2 separate regions of the Homo sapiens genome follow, and region 2 is linked to region 1. Evidence: chromatin contacts called from ENCODE Hi-C or POLR2A ChIA-PET data. All regions are on one chromosome and are shown on one strand. The core of a region is the stretch at or near the end of the contact, and the rest is flanking DNA. Distances in the headings are between cores, read along the strand shown. Region 1 overlaps UTP4 (UTP4 small subunit processome component). Region 2 overlaps SNTB2 (syntrophin beta 2).

The links. Hi-C counts contacts between places; a loop is a spot of excess contacts on that map. ChIA-PET counts read pairs that join two places held with the same protein, here RNA polymerase II (POLR2A). Pooled maps may share reads with other maps.
Region 2: a map of endothelial cell of hepatic sinusoid shows a loop between it and region 1 (4-fold over the local background). The contact joins two enhancer-like sites. A Hi-C loop is called at or near these places in 2 of 168 maps with a recorded cell type or tissue (endothelial cell of hepatic sinusoid and left ventricle myocardium superior) and 2 of 50 pooled maps. POLR2A ChIA-PET finds 5 or more read pairs at or near these places in 7 of 52 experiments (AG04450, CD8-positive, alpha-beta memory T cell, HEK293 and 4 more).

What each region holds. Positions count from the first base shown.
Region 1 is chr16:69,164,424-69,169,692 of GRCh38, forward strand. UTP4 (UTP4 small subunit processome component) reads left to right here. Exons shown (of 17, transcript NM_032830.3): 15 at 918-1,103; 16 at 2,652-2,762; 17 at 4,398-4,598. The coding sequence ends at 4,514. Among named protein-coding and RNA genes, the nearest start is that of SNTB2, 20 kb to the right of the region's middle. Within about 2 kb of position 2,273, at least 7 of the 41 ENCODE cell types and tissues checked have a DNase peak (open chromatin) inside an H3K27ac peak, as active enhancers do.
Region 2 is chr16:69,241,486-69,247,070 of GRCh38, forward strand. It overlaps SNTB2 (syntrophin beta 2), which reads left to right. Exons shown (of 7, transcript NM_006750.4): 2 at 4,117-4,330. Among named protein-coding and RNA genes, the nearest start is that of SNTB2, 57 kb to the left of the region's middle. Within about 2 kb of position 3,051, at least 2 of the 41 ENCODE cell types and tissues checked have a DNase peak (open chromatin) inside an H3K27ac peak, as active enhancers do.

The DNA.
Region 1 (5,269 bases), core at 1,023-3,522:
TCAAAGACTTGATAATATACAGTGTTCTGAAGGTATAGGGAAACAGTACTCTCACACATTGTGTAAATTATCCTAACCCTTTTGGAGGACATGTTGGCAATACCTTAAAAATTTTAAAGTCCACATGGTCTTTGACTTAGAAATTTCAGTTCTAATCATTCTTTATATATATATATATATATATATATATATGTATATATATATCTGTATATAGATATATATGCTTCTAGCTGTGCAAAAAGACATTTATACAGAGACAGCTTTGTTTGTAGTAGACAAAGATATGAAACAAGCTAATGTCCATTAAGCAGAGTGGATAAGTAAATCATGATACATGGACAAAATGAGTGGACTATTCTGTGTTTCAGAATGGGCATGACCGATATATATGTGTATTAATGTGGGTCAGTCTCCGTGATATAACACTGAGCAACAAAAGCAAGATACAGAACGCTATGTATTATGTGCATAAAATAGCTCTGAAAAGATGGGCAGGGCGCGGTGGCTCACGCCTGTAATCCCAGCACTTTGGGAGGCTGAGGCGGGCAGATCACGAGGTCAGGAGATCAAGACCATCCTGGCTAACACAGTGAAACCCCATCTCTACTAAAAATACAAAAAATTAGCCGGGCGTACTCGTGGGCGCCTATAGTCCCAGCTATTTGGGAGGCTGAGGCAGGAGAACGGCTTGAACCGGGGAGGCGGAGCTTGCAGTGAGCGGAGATCACGCCACTACACTCCAGCCTGTGTGGCAGAGTGAGACTCCATCTCAAAAAAAAAAAAAAGTGTTGGGAGAGCATAGAATGAATATAATACAGTTGAAGCTTTGTATAGATACTTTCTGGTTAGGGATGAGAATGCCCTTCTGGTCTTTCTGAGTACCAGCCTGCATTTCTCTATGTCATGTCCTCCCTCAGGTATTTGAGTACAGCATCCCAGACAAACAGTATACAGATTGGAGCCGGACTGTCCAGAAGCAGGGCTTTCACCACCTTTGGCTCCAAAGGGATACTCCTATCACACACATCAGTTTTCATCCCAAGAGACCGATGCACATCCTTCTCCATGATGCCTACATGTTCTGCATCATTGACAAGTCATTGGTGAGTTCTTCACTGCTACCTCCCAAATCTTCTTCTGAATCTTAAAGTTCTAAAAGCAACAAGTACAATAAGGTAAGAGGACAGAGACTCAGAATAAAGGTAGCTAGTAAATCAGAATACAGGTAGCTAGTACATTTCTTGGAGGAGAGGGGCTTTTGTTTTACAGATTCCCTGGTTTGTGTTCCCACAGTTCTTCGGGAGGCTCTCGGGGAAGGGGCTGGCCTTTGTATACTGGCTTTTGCTGATTTGACTATTTGTCTACTTTGCGAGTAAGCACATAAATCTTACACAGAAAAGTGATTAGGCCAGTATTCGGAAGGTGACCCTCATCCGGAAGTATCATTGATTTGGCTAACTTGCTTTCAACTTTGAACTCTGGGGTATCTGAATAACCTGGTTTCATTAAAGGAGGTACAGGCTGAGGTTTTGACCTCTGTGCCCCTTCGCTAAAGCTACTAAAACGCTGTCTGCAGGCTTGAGGAACTGGTCTTAACATCTTCGAAAAACCCAGCTAGGAAAATTCTTCATGGCTGTGATTTACATGGGATACGAGCATTTTCTTCAGTTTTAGATTCTGTCCTCTTTGCCAGCTGCTGTTTTGATTCACCCTGAATTTGTATGGCTTTTCTGGGCAGGTGCTTTGTTTCCTAGGAGCATTGTGGCCATGCCTGTCCTGCACTTTGGGCTTAGATTACAACCATCACACGGTGTTTTGGTGTGTTTGTGAAGGTGGGGGTGGAAGGAACATGGGGGAAAGCAGCAGATGGCTCTAAAGGAGGTGTGCACGGGGATGTGTCACTGGAATCATCTCGTGGGCCCTGCGACCTCTGGGTGTGGGAAGCAGAGCTGGCTGACAAGTGCCTTCTGCAAGATGAGTGATACAGGAAGGGCCCCTCCCACTCTCTTGCCTCTTTGTAATTGAGCCCAGATCATTTTTTCCAAAGCATTGGCTTTAAGTTCATCGCTTCCTTACAGTAGGCATAGCTATTTCCCAGGAAGTCAGAGACAAAATATCATTTCTTTGGCCAGAGGCCACCTCGAGGTGTCAGTGACATCAGCACAGGTGGTTTGTGTTGAGGTTTCGCCTGGGGAGAACTCCAGTCACTTGTCCAGTCTGTGATCTGGTTGGGGGAGAGTCTAGAAAGCACAGACCCTGTGTGGGCTGAGCTCCTGCACTTGCCAGTTTGTTCCATTCTGACAAAGTGATACTGATGAGACAGGCCAGAAGCCGCAGAAGGGCCCTTTGATCTTGCTGCATGGAGTTAACAAGCTCTCTTTGCCTCATACACCCACCCTCTACAGTGTGGCTGCAAGAGTAGCTTCAGCTCTTTCTCCCTCTCTCTCCTTTTCTTCTTTTTTTCCCCCCTAGTTTTTCTGAATAGAGGTATTATGGCTACAGCTGTTTTCCCGAATTAACGAATGTCAGGGAGGTACTGAATATATATGATGGTTAGAAGATGATGTTGGGCTCAAAATGCACTACAGATCTTTGGTCTGCAGAAGCCCAATAAAAGTAACCATTTAAACAATGTGTCTTTGTTTTTTTAGCCCCTTCCAAATGACAAAACCTTACTCTACAATCCATTTCCTCCCACGAATGAATCAGATGTCATCCGGAGGCGCACAGCTCATGCTTTTAAAATTTCTAAGATATATAAGGTAAAACATCTTGTGTTGTTATTCTGGATAGTTGGTTCCTTTGTGATACCAAAATGTAATAAACTCCACAATCGGAAGATAAGAGCACCTTCAGTTTCCATGCAGAGAACCTGGCTTGTGGGAGACAAGTCACCTTTTTGAGGCTGGCTGTCCCTTGTATATGTTTTATTGTTCTTGCCTTAGTAGGTTAGAGGCAGGCACATCATACTTAACCAAAATGAAATGCGTAAGTAGTGAGAAATGTTGGCGCTGAGGGTAGAGTCTTTGTTGTCATGAGAGCTGGCTTTAAATTTTACTTGTTGGAGTGTTCCATAGGATAAATGTCAAGCAGGCTGGGCTTGGTAGCTCATACCTGTAATCCCAGCACTTTGGGAGGCCAAGGCAGGTGGATCTCCTCAGCCCAGGAATTCAAAACCAGCCTGGGCACCATGGTGAAACCCCATCACTATTAACAAAAAAAAAAAAAGGAGAGTTCTGTAAATTACTGATTACTCAAATGACTCAAATGTGATTAGCTTCTTGATGCATTTGTAGCTTGCCAGTTGTCAGTTGCCTTAGGCTGGGTATGGTGATTCACGCCTGTAATCTCAGTACTTTAGGAGGTTGAGGCTGGAGTTCAAGACCAGTCTGGGCAACATAGTGAGACCCTGTCTCTACAAAAAAAAAAAAAATATAAAAATTAGCTAGGTGTGGTGGAGCATGCCTGTAGTCCCAGCTGCTCAAGAGGCTGAGATGGGAGGATAGCTTGTGCTCAGGAGTTCAAGGCTGCGGTGAGTATGATTGCACCACTGCACTCCAGGCTGGGTAACATCGAGATTCTGTCTGAGAAAAAAAAGAACTTAGGCTTTAAAGTCCTTGCTTAACATTGATTCTTGAGATATAAGAAGCATAGATTTTCTATCCAGAGAAATGTAAAAAAATCCTGCTGAGACCTTTTATGAGTGAACTTAGTTAAAAGCTCCCAATCTTGGCCGGGCGCAGTGGCTCACGCCTGTAATCCCAGCACTTTGGGAGGCCAAGGTGGGCGGATCACGAGTTCAGGAGATCGAGACCATCCTGGCTAACACGGTGAAACCCCATCTCTACTAAAAATACAAAAAATTAGCCGGGCGTGGTGGTGGGCACCTGTAGTCCCAGCTACCCGGGAGGCTGAGGCGGGAGAATGGCGTGAACCCGGGAGGCGGAGCTTGCCGTGAGCCGAGATTGCGCCACTGCACTCCAGCCTGGGCGGCAGAGCGAGACTGTCTCAAAAAAAAAAAAAAAAAAAAAAAAGGCTCCCAATCTTGAGCCAGGCGCAGCCGTGCACACCTACCTATTGTCCCAGCTACTCAGGAGACTGAGGCAGGATGATTGCCCAGGAGTTCAGGGCTTCAGTGCACGTTGATCATGTCTATGAATGACCACTGCTCTCCTGCCTAGGCAACATAGCAAGATCTCTAAAAAATAAAAAAAAAAGCTTTTATGCATTCCAACTATTTTGAGTCCCAGGGCAGGAAAGATTGTCAAGAAATTTAAATCATTTGAGCCTTGAACTAGGCTAACCTTTTAGCTTAGATGGTGTCTACCTACAGTCAGTTCTTTCAGGACTAGCCCTGGATCCTAAGTCCTGATAGAATAATTATCATCCCTCTGCAGCCTCTACTCTTCATGGATCTTTTGGATGAAAGAACACTCGTGGCAGTAGAACGGCCTCTGGATGACATCATTGCTCAGCTCCCACCACCCATTAAAAAGAAGAAATTTGGAACCTAAAACAGGGCACTGTCTGTGTCCTTCCTTGAACTGTCTACCCTGTTGCTTTTCACAAATCATGGTAATAAAACAAGTTATTCTTGAGGACTAGTCATTATAAATGTTTTCTTCCAAAATAATGGACAGTCATTTCCCTTCATTGAATGAAAATGAATGGAAATTCCAAATGAGGTATTTGTATTGGGGATAATGTGCTCAGTAGCTACAAACTCATCTAATGTTGATTGAGTCCTGCTTATTCTGTAGGCCGCAATCTCAGAAGAAAAGATATTTGTGTTCTGTTCCCTATTACATGCCTAAGGCTTCAGAGAGCTGATAGCCTTCACTTCCTGCCAGCCCCCAGCCCATGGAACTGCGTAGGAATCTGCCCATCCTCGCCCTGGAGGGCAGAGGACCGTAATTACTTACCCAGGATAGCCTGACCACTAATAACCATAATCAGCCTTAGAGTTCAAGGAAGAATTTCAACTCCAGCATTATAAGGGAGTGCTCCATCTAAAAAATAGATGCCTTTGACCTTTGACAGTCAGCCGTTAATTTTATTTAAAAGTAAAAAAAGCTTGGGTTATCAGTCCCATTAACTGCCTTTTTACCTGTTATGTGCTGGTTTCAAAAGGTATGGAAGGGCCAGGCATGGTGGCTCATGCCTGTAATCCCAGCATTTTAGGAGGCCAAGGTGGGAGCATCCTTGAGTCCAGAGACCAACCCGGGCAACATAGGGAGACCCTATCCCTAAAGAAATACAATATGAAAAA
Region 2 (5,585 bases), core at 1,801-4,300, 78 kb after region 1:
TAAGCTTTAAAAAGCCAGGGTGGGCGTGGTGGCTCAAGCCTGTAATCCCAGCACTTTGGGAGACTCCGAGGTGGGCAGATCACTTGAGGTCAGGAGTTGGCAAGCAGTCTGGCCAACATGGTGAAACCCCGTCTCTACTAAAAAAAAAAAAGCCACTTAACAGGTGGGGTGCAGTGGCTCATACCTATAATCCCAGCCCTTTGGGAGGCCAAGGCGGGTGGATTGTTTGAGCTCACCAATTAGAGACCAGCCTGGGCAAATGGCAAAACCCTGTCTCTACTAAAAGTACAAAAATTAGGTGGGTATGGTGGTGTGCACCTGTAGTCTCAGCCACTCAGGAGGCTAAGATGGGAGGATGGTTTGAGCCCAGGAGGCGGAGGTTGCAGTGAGCTGAGATCATGCCACTGCACTTCAACCTGGGTGATAGAGCCAGACCTTGTCTCAAAAAAAAAAAAAAAAAAAAAAAAGAAGCCACTTGCATTCAGTTTAAAATCAGATGCTGCCTCATGCCCCAAACATGGAACTCTTCATAACCTTATTCATTAGAGCTTAGAATTCAGTAAGAATCAGTTGGATTTTGGATCCTATCCAGTGCATTATAGTTTTTGAAGCCTCAAGATTTCCGTTTACATGTCTTTCATGTTTAAAGTTTGAGCAACAGGCTGGGTGGTGGCTCATGCTTGTAATCCCAACGCTTTGAGAGGCTAAGGCGGGAGGGTTGCTTGAAGCCAGGAGTTTGAGATCAGCCTGGGCAAAATAGCAAGACCTTGTCTCTACAAAAAATTAAAAAGTTAGCCAGATGTGTCGGTGTGTGCCTATAGTTGCAGCTACTCAGGAGGCTGAGGCAGGATCACTTGAACCCAAGAATTTGAGGTTACAGTGAGCTATGATTGTGCCACTGCCCTGCAACCTGAGGGACAGAGTGAGACCCTGTCTCAAAAATAAAATTAAGATAGAGTTTGAACAAGGTCTCAGAATAAGTTTTCTTCATTTCTTAAATACGTTTTTAAAATAAATACTATGGACTTAACAAAAATTTTAAATATACAGAACAACATAAAGAAAAAAATGCAATCCTACACCTGTATATAAGCACTATTGATATTTTGATTAAGTTCCTTCCAGACATCTTTACAGGTACATGTGTGCAGTACATGTATGTGTTTTTGTCACTCTAAAGAAGAGAAGGGATCACAGTAATGCTTTTGGGGTGGGAGGAAGCCCACCTTCACGTTCAGTAAAAGGGATACGTGAGGCCGGGCATAGTGGCTCAAGCCTGTTATCCCAGCACTTTGGGAGGCCAAGGCGGGTGGATCACGAGGTCTGGAGATCGAGACCATCCTGGCTAGCACGGTGAAACCCCGTCTCTACTAAAAATACAAAAAATTAGCCGGGCGTGGTGGCGGGCGCCTGTAGTCCCAGTTACTGGGGAGGCTAAGGCAGGAGAATGGCGTGAACCCAGGAGGCAGAGTTTGCAGTGAGCTGAGATTGTGCCACTGCACTCCAGCCTGGGCGACAGAGTGAGACTGCATCTTAAAAAAAAAAAAAAAAAAAAAGGGATACATGAATGGAAGAAAGAAAATTAGCTTCAGCATCTGAACACTCAAAACAGTTTGTAAACATCAGTGTTTAATTAAATTATTTTGAGGATTATCTTCAACTATCAGGAAAAATGAAATGATTCTGAAATATGTTGTGGATTCTGAGTTGAACTGAAAGCTCCATGTGGGGGTGTAAAGGCTCTGCTTATCCAGCCACGTGTCCAGGTTAAGGCCTTAACATAGGACTGAAACAGAAGACTGTTAACTTTTTGCCATTCCCAAACATAGAAACAGATGTCCATCCACAGCTCTTCAGCCATTCTGGATGGCTAATTAGATGGGGGTATGGACTGCATTGCCATCAACTCAGATAAAATTCATTGCTCTTTTAATAAGGCAATACATAAATTGTATGTGTATGTCTGTTTTTGTTTTAGGATGTGTGTAGTAATCAGTTCAGTGATGCTACTGTGTGATTGAATGAACTGAGTAGATCGTTAAGGGTTCTTTTCTAACCACTATATTATTCAAGAATTCATTTAGAATGTCTTTAATTTCCTCCAGTTGGTAGCCCAATAGTGTACTGCCTTAAATGTTCAAAAAGCATGCCTCTGCCATTTGCAGTAACTGGAAACCTTAGGAATTTCTGCCAAAGTCCTTCAAAGCATAAAGCTGAAGTATGTATTGAAATGCTTGAGTCAGCTGCTCAAGGGTTATACTGACTGCACTCCTGCTGATTTTTCTAGGGTAAAAAAATCTCCTTGGTGACCTGAGGCAGCTACCCAGAAGCACGTGTATTATAACTATGCACAAAAAGCACAGAGATATACTACATCTAAATTCTAGCATTGGAATTGTTATATTTTTTATTATTATACTTAATTTCAGTAAATCTTTTTTAATAACGTATAAGAAAATAACTTTAACTCTTCTACTGATTACCATTAAAATTTTTTAACTCTTCTCTAACTTTCTAATTTAGGGAAGGAAAAAGAAAGGTACCTACTGTATTTATTGAATGTTTAGTATGTGCCTGAAATTTTTATTTGCTTAGTGTTACTCCCATTTTGTAGATGAGGACCTCAGAACAGTTAAGTGCGGTCACATAGCTTTGAATAGCAAGCACAGTTAGGATTTGAACAAGGTCTTCTTGATTCCAAAGGCATCTCTATGACCACATCATGCTGTAGAATGAGCTATCAACTATTAGGCCTATAAAAGACTATCAACCTTATTAAATAAAAAAACTAAGGTGCAGCACGGTAAGCATAATGTACCACCATATGTATGATCAGATATACACGCATGTGTATGTGTTTATTTTCATACATGCTTAGCATACCAGGCATCTCTTTGAATGGTTGCCTCTAGGAATGGAGACAGGGTAGCTAGAAATCTGGACTTTTATTATAAAACCTTTTATACCTCTTGAGTTTTGTTTTATGTGCATGTATTACCTATTCACAGGAGAAACTGTGTGTACCACTGTGCCCAGCCAGTTTGTCTAGTTTTTGAAACAAGAACACCATGCCTCGAGTGACAGTAATTGTAGTCATGACTGAAGTAAAACAAGTATTTTATGAGTTTTAAATTTGAACTTAAAAAAGCTTCCTATCTACTAAAAGCTTGATTTTCATTTGGGGCCACATTAATGGAAATAGAGTATTTTGAACAAGCAAGGGGGATCAGTTGAGTTGGCTTTGTGCTTATTAGATCATACCTTATCTTGAATATACTTTATTTTTGCACTTGATTTTAAGAACTGTAATGGCCTGTTTACATAGCTGTCTCCCCTGCAAGGCTGGGCATTCCTTGAGGGATAGAATCCATGGCTCATTTGCCCTTGTGTCTTTACTGGCTAGCCTAATTCCCAACACTTGGTAGGTAGCTAATAAAAGTTGATTGAGTTGAATGGAAATAGAAATACTTAGCTTAGTATGGGGAGGAGAGAGAAGAGAAAAATCTGTCTTCAGATAATTACAGAGTTCTCATGTAGAAGAGAGATTAAGTTTGTTCTATATGGCTTGAGAAGACAGGGAACCAGTGGGTAGAAGTATGGAGAAGTTTCTAAAGGTTGAATCATCTAAAGCCTAGATGGGTCTGTCTTAGAATCTATCTCCAGGGGATTCATGGCTCTTTAACTTACTTTTTTCCCCCATTTTTTGTTTGTTTGTTTGTTTGTTTGTTTTTGAGGCAGAGTCTTGCTCTGTCGCCCAGGCTGGAGTGCAGTGGCACAATCTCACTGCAGCCACCGCCTCCCGGGTTCAAGCAATTCTCCTGCCTCAGCTTCCTGAGTAGTTGGGACTACAGGCGCATGCCACCACGCTCACCTAATTTTTTGTATTTTTGGTAGAGATGGGGTTTCACTACGTTGACCAGGCTGGCCTTGAACTCCTGACCTCAAGTGATCCACCCGCCTCGGCCTCCCAAAGTGCTGGGATTACAGGAGTGAGCCACCGCGCCCAGCTCTTTCCTCCACTTTGTTATAGATATAGCATGTATGTGAATACTTTAGTTATCATTTATTATAGGAAGCAAAATTACTAACCTTCTTCTTTGATTTTTTTGTTCATAGTCAAGTTCATCCGAGAAGTAACACCATATATCAAGAAGCCATCATTAGTATCAGATCTGCCGTGGGAAGGTGCAGCCCCCCAGTCACCAAGCTTTAGTGGCAGTGAGGACTCTGGTTCGCCAAAACACCAGAACAGCACCAAGGACAGGAAGATCATCCCTCTCAAAATGTGCTTTGCTGCTAGAAACCTAAGCATGCCGGATCTGGAAAACAGGTGAGGTGTACCTAACAAGAACATCATACCTACAGCTTTACAAACTTAAGGACATGTTGCAGTATTATATGACTCTGTTAACTCAGTTATACAGAGGAAAACATCTGTCTGAGGTGAGAGATGCATTTTTGGGGTTCCACATTTTAAGTTATTCTACATATATACATGTATATGTGTAGAAAAAATTTTGAACAGACACACAAGAAACTGTTAATGGCTTTACCTCTAGGGTGTCAAATAAGACTAAAGGGGTGAAAGAAAGAGGGGGCATCTTTTCTTCCTTTTATGTCTTTCTGTAATGTTGTTATTACTTTTTTCACTATGAATATGTATTACTTTATAATTGAAAGAAGTCCATTCAGTATGATATTGGCTGTGGGTTTGTCATAGATAGCTCTTATTATTTTGAAATACATCCCATCAATACCTAATTTATTGAGAGTTTTTAGCATGAAGGGTTGTTGAATTTTGTTGAAGGCTTTTTCTGCATCTATTGAGATAATCATGTGGTTTTTGTCTTTGGCTCTGTTTATATGCTGGATTACATGTATTGATTTGCGTATATTGAACCAGCCTTGCATCCCAGGGATGAAGCCCACTTGATTATGGTGGATAAGCTTTTTGATGTGCTGCTGGATTCGTTTTGCCAGTATTTTATTGAGGATTTTTGCATCAATGTTCATCAAGGATATTGGTCTAAAATTCTCTTTTTTGGTTGTGTCTCTGCCCGGCTTTGGTATCAGAATGATGCTGGCCTCATAAAATGAGTTAGGGAGGATTCCCTCTTTTTCTGTTGATTGGAATAGTTTCAGAAGGAATGGTACCAGTTCCTCCTTGTACCTCTGGTAGAATTCGGCTGTGAATCCATCTGGTCCTGGACTCTTTTTGGTTGGTAAACTATTGATTATTGCCACAATTTCAGCTCCTGTTATTGGTCTATTCAGAGATTCAACTTCTTCCTGGTTTAGTCTTGGGAGAGTGTATGTGTCGAGGAATTTATCCATTTCTCACTCATAGGTGGGAATTGAACAATGAGATCACATGGACACAGGAAGGGGAATATCACACTCTGGGGACTGTGGTGGGGTGGGGGGAGGGGGGAGGGATAGCATTGGGAGATATACCTAATGCTAGATGACGAGTTAGTGGGTGCAGCGCACCAGCATGGCACATGTATATATATGTAACTAACCTGCACAATGTGCACATGTACCCTAAAACTTAAAGTATAATAAAAAAAATATATATATATATT